2 separate regions of the Mus musculus genome follow, and region 2 is linked to region 1. A link is a loop called in an ENCODE intact Hi-C map of the cell type or tissue named here. Cell type or tissue: heart. All regions are shown on one strand.

Region 1 (2,500 bases):
AGCAGGGACCCAGCCCCAAGACCAAGCCGTCCCCTCACAGAGCTATCCAATCCTGCAACAAGCCCACCTATGCTAGCATTTGGGTCCCCATCATACAGACAGCAGTCACCAGCTCTTAGTTACCCTTTCCATGAGCCCTGGCCTGGATCTGAGGACTCCCTGTACAGAACCTTGTTTGAGTCCAGTATCTAGAGCATAGATTCTCAGAGGGACAATATGCCCGGGTCTCACATAACACCCCCATACCCCATTCTCTGGCTGCCTGTGGGAACAGACCTACTTGAGGGGAATGGTATATGGTTTCGCTTTTATGCTTTTATAGTTTTCAAACAAGAATACAAAAAATGAGGAAAATTGAAACCACCCAGGGAAACAGCAGGGGTTCATTTGTCAGCAGCCTGATGCGTTTACTGGGCATTAGCATGAAGGGCCTGTCCTATTTATTTTTTTAAGGCACTGCCTTATGAATCCATTGGGTAGCTTGGTGGCAAGATGCAACCCATTATCAAGAAAATAGCTGAACAGTGCCCTGTCATCCTTGCCCGGTCAGCCTGCCACTCACGACTTCTGAAATCACTTGTTTTCTGGCCAGCGTGAGCCAACTGGAGCTGTGGTTCTTCGCGTTGCTCTCCAAGACCCAATGCCAAGTGCATTTGAGATACTTCAACAATCGCCTGGGCATGGCTGTGTGCCGCCGATGCGTGTTTGCTGTAATTACACAGCCTCCGAAGGAGGAGCACAAAAGACTTGTTGATTTTGGATGGACTCAGGCCCCTAAGAGATGAGAACTGACCTGGGCTCCTGGCATAGAGTTGTGGGCAGGCAGGCAGGCCCGCTGCCCTGGTGAGGACGTGACCAGCTGGAGCAAACCTTGAACCTGGGCCATGTCCGCCAGAACTTGCCCGGTTGCCCAGCTCTCTTGGCTCTCCTGCCAGCTGACTGAAGAGCCGGTTTGCTTTTGGAGAATAACCGGAGAGAACGCGGAACTGGATCCTATAAAAAGCAGCTCCCTCCTTCCTCCAGCCAACTAGTCCCTGAATGATAATCATCTCCGAAATTGGCCAACCTCCCTCCTTCCAGACCCCCCCCCCCCCGCGCGCGCTCCTCCTCCCCTTCCGTCCCCTCCCTCTCAAATGGCTAAACAGGCTCATTGTCACTCTAGTCTTTGTAGGGTTCCCGAAAGGACTTTCCTGGTGACTAGGAGCTTCCGCCCATCTGAACTTCACTTCCTGTTTGCCTCAGACCTGCGATAGTGGGCTGCTACAATGTGCTAGAGAGTGAGGCAGCTGGGTGGGGGGTGGGCGTGGGTGGCAGGGACCAGTGGGACTGGGCGTGGTCACAGTTCAGGTCCTGTGAGGTGGACAAATTAATTCTCCTTGAGGGATTCTCTTTCTATTGCCATTTTGAGATTTGAGGGACATTGTTTGCAGGCAGGGTCACACACGTACTCTGTCTTTCTAGGGAAGGCTGTTTGCTGCTCAGAGCTGACTATTTGATGGAATGAGGTGTCAATCCCACAGCCCCACCCACCCAGCCTTTCCAGCCCTAACACCTCCCAGAGAGCCCGAGGCCCTGGCACCTACTTTTATGGATAGCACAGAACACAAATTGAAAACCATGAGCTATGATCTTGAAGAGCTCTGCCAGCCTTAGGTTAGGAGAAGACTCCAAGCCTGCCGAGATACAAATGCTGAGGCTGTCGCTGACAATCTCAGCGGACCTGACTCCTGCCCAGAGATGGAGGATAAATCCAGCGAAAGAAGGTAAGATGGAGGCCCACGGTACCAACAACAAGAATGATTTTACTCGCGCTGAAGTTTCTTGAGCACCTGGCAGGCCGCCACGAATGTACTTAGGCGGAAAATCACCAGGAAAAAATGATATAATCTGACAGATTTTTCACAGGCTTAAATATTCATGAATTAAAGGAATTGGCAGAATTTTCTACATTATTAGCTTTCATCATGGCTGCAGGAGCAGTTGGTACGCTGGCTGCTCTTCAAGATCCATTAATCTCGTCCATCACGAGAGCAGCCATTTTAAAATTAGCCGTGTTTCCCTGAGTGATGGTGTCGGGGGAGATGAGGAGACTGGAAGGCCATTCCAGTAGCCCCTTCCCGTGTGAGAATCAGCCGGGGAAACAGCTCCTCATTGGGAAGCGTCAGCATCGCCCCAGAGCACAGGGCTGAGAAAGCCCAGGCATGGACTGGGGCTCTCAGGCCTTTGAAGCTTTCCCGAGGGCAGAAGCATCTGTCCCTGACCTTGACCCTGAGCCCTAGGCTGAGGACACACAGCGGCTAACTGGCTCTCTAGGAAACAGAGACCAAGAGACCCAGATAGGGATTCTGGGTGAGAAAGGCCATTATGACCAACAGCACAGTACCTCTACCAGATGACACTCCGGGTTCAGGACTCAGGACAGGCAGGCCATGATGCTCACTGTCTGTGGAGTGAAATGAGTGCTTTGGGCAGGATCCGTGCTGGACACACACCCTCTCAT
Region 2 (2,500 bases), 180 kb after region 1:
CTAGCCTCCGTCACTAGTTTATAACCAATAGAAATGACCCTGCCTGGTGTCCATGGTCCCAGGGAACTTCAGGAGCCCAACCTTAGACTCTTGAACCCTAGATTTGTGGAATTCTCTCTTTTGTCCTCCCTCCCTCAGATCCCAGTCCCTATGCTGCTAGAAACTCACATGCATGGAGATGCATTTCGGATACACTAATCAACTGGTCAGTTGTACATAGACTTTGAGATATCGCAACCTAACCACCAAACAGATCAAGAAGCCTCTGGGTGGCTCCAGCTACCAACAGTTTAATCTCTACCTTATCTTGCACCAAGTATGGAAATCTTTAAGGCTGGGGCTCCAGGCATAGTGTGTGATAAAGACAAAACATTGCCATTGGCTCTATCAAAATTCCTGATCCCACGGATTTATGGCTGTAGTCATCCAGTTTCGTTTACATCGCTGCATTGTTTTAGGGTGATTGGTTATTATGATGTTTTGGTTGTCAACCTGACTGCATTTAGAATCAACTAAAAGTTCAAGTGGCTGAGCGCTCCTGGGAGAGGTTTTCTTAATCGGATTATTTAAAGCAGGAAGATTCATCCCTAAATCTTGGTCTCACTTTCTGCTGGCAGCCCACATAAAAGAACATGGAAGAAAGAAACTTTGTTTGCCTGCTTGCCCTCACTCTAGCTGGCAAGACCATCTGTCCTGTTGCTGCTCCGAGGTATTCCTTCACTGATGTCAGAATTCCAGAGTAGACTGAAGACCAAAAGGTCTCCAGGAATCCACCAGAAAGCCAGTGCCAGCTTAGGACTGCTGAGGCAGCCAGCCTCATGGACTGAACAGCTACTATATTCTTGGCCTTTCCATCATGAAACACCTATTATTGGACTACTCAGACCTCGGCCTACAATCTACTCTAATAAACCACACATGCATTCATTCTGTTTCTCTAGAGATCCCTGACTAATACAGTTACACAACAACAGATAGATAGCTCAAGTAATATCCGAAATGGACATCTTTGCTCTGGAACCTCGGCTTCCCCACCCACCGTGCAGGGTTACTTACAGCCTGCTTCTAAATCCGACAGACATTCCTCCAACCGAAGCTGGTAAACAAAGCCAGAGCTTTCCTGGCACCAAGGCCATCCATAAAAAGAAGGCCCTTGATTTACACCCAAGGGAGCTGTGTTCCTTAAAAACTGTAGAAAGAAACTTCCTGATACATGAAGAACTACATCTGGGTTTTGGGTTAAACACACACACACACACACACACACACACACACACACACACACACACACACGGCTTCCTGTGTAGACAATGCAGGCTCAGTTTTCTGGAAAATAGTTCTGCAGTTAGGAGCAGTCCAGTGGAGAAAGTCCAGGCTCTGGGGAGGACTCTGAGCACAGAGCGTCCTGGAGGAGAAAGTCAGGCTGGGGACCACCATGCATGCCAGCCCCCCCCCCCCCCCCCCCGCTTTCAGGCTTTCCACGGGCAGAACTGGAGACCAGCAGGGAGTCCTCTGTGCCACCTGCAAGCAAGCTGCATGCTCCTGCCTTACGTGCTGTTTGGAAGCTGTAAAGGTCTCACCAAACACACACAGCTGTTAGCCCTGAATCTGAACTCTGATGAATAGACTTGGGAAGAGATGGTCAGGTGACATCCTGAGGAAGCAGGTATCCCCTGCATCCTGCCCAGCTGAGGTAGTGACCCACACAGAGCTCCTTAGCCATCACGCCCCTTGAGAGCTTGCACATACAGAGTGTCGAGCCTCTCCTCACAGACAGTCTCATTATTCCTCAATGGTTCGTGTGAACCACAGCACAGAAGATCTGAAGGAGACCCAGGAACCCAGGGGCTGGCTGCCTTTATTTCTTGGTCAGGAGCCTTTGTGCTGGTCTCCTGGTCATTCTCTTCGCAGTTACAGAACACTTCTGGGTTGTAGGTAAGTAACACGCAATGGGATCAGTAGAGCCAACAGGCCTTGTGCTGCACCCATGTTTTGTGGTTTTGTGCTAGGTTTCATGTCTCAAGGGGCTGGGCCCCTCCACTCGATGTGCCTCTCGGCACAGGGTAACTCAAATGGAGCCTTGACAGGGGCCTCGTTTTCCCCAAGGCTCCAGAAATCTGTGTGACACTAGAAAGAGAAGTTACTGGCAGCTGCCTTTTAATGGTGATATTCCTGAGATCATTCAACACAGAGCAAGTGTTAACTGTGAACTGAACTACTATCCGCCCCACTGCTACTGCCTCTGACTCACTCACATGATGCTCAATAGCAGACAGTCGTGACTTGGGTACCAAAGGACCATGCAGACCAGCATCAAGCCTCCGCTGTACCCACTGCCCTTTCCCAGGCTCAGCAACACCCCAAGCCTTACCCCCACATCGGAAGGCCATGACCTTCTCTTTCAGGTGTGCCCCACAACCCACAGGAAAGAAGAAGCCCTCAGGGCTGAGGTGTGATTAAATTCACCGCAGTGAGAAAGTGATACCGTGAGCTGATTCAT

The links. A loop is a pair of places that touch in the nucleus more often than their neighbours do. Peaks named below come from ENCODE experiments on the same cell type or tissue, not always from the same donor. Only the 100,000 strongest peaks of a DNase experiment are listed, where the experiment ranks them.
Region 2: a loop joins it to region 1, with 12 times the contacts of the local background. A loop is called at or near these places in 6 of 42 quality-filtered maps.

What each region holds. Positions count from the first base shown.
Region 1 is chr9:61,031,084-61,033,583 of GRCm38, forward strand. It overlaps Gm51680 (a long non-coding RNA gene), which reads right to left. Exons shown (of 3, transcript XR_003948176.1): 1 at 2,384-2,500. Gm33699 (a long non-coding RNA gene) reads left to right here and starts at 1,148. Exons shown (of 6, transcript XR_003948174.1): 1 at 1,148-1,763. In heart, no CTCF peak of the experiment used is centred here; DNase peaks (open chromatin) are centred at 858 and 1,188; H3K27me3 peaks cover 993 bases.
Region 2 is chr9:61,213,924-61,216,423 of GRCm38, forward strand. No RefSeq gene overlaps it. Among named protein-coding and RNA genes, the nearest start is that of Gm34105, 8.5 kb to the left of the region's middle. In heart, no CTCF peak of the experiment used is centred here; a DNase peak (open chromatin) is centred at 1,238; H3K27ac peaks cover 202 bases; H3K27me3 peaks cover 1,851 bases.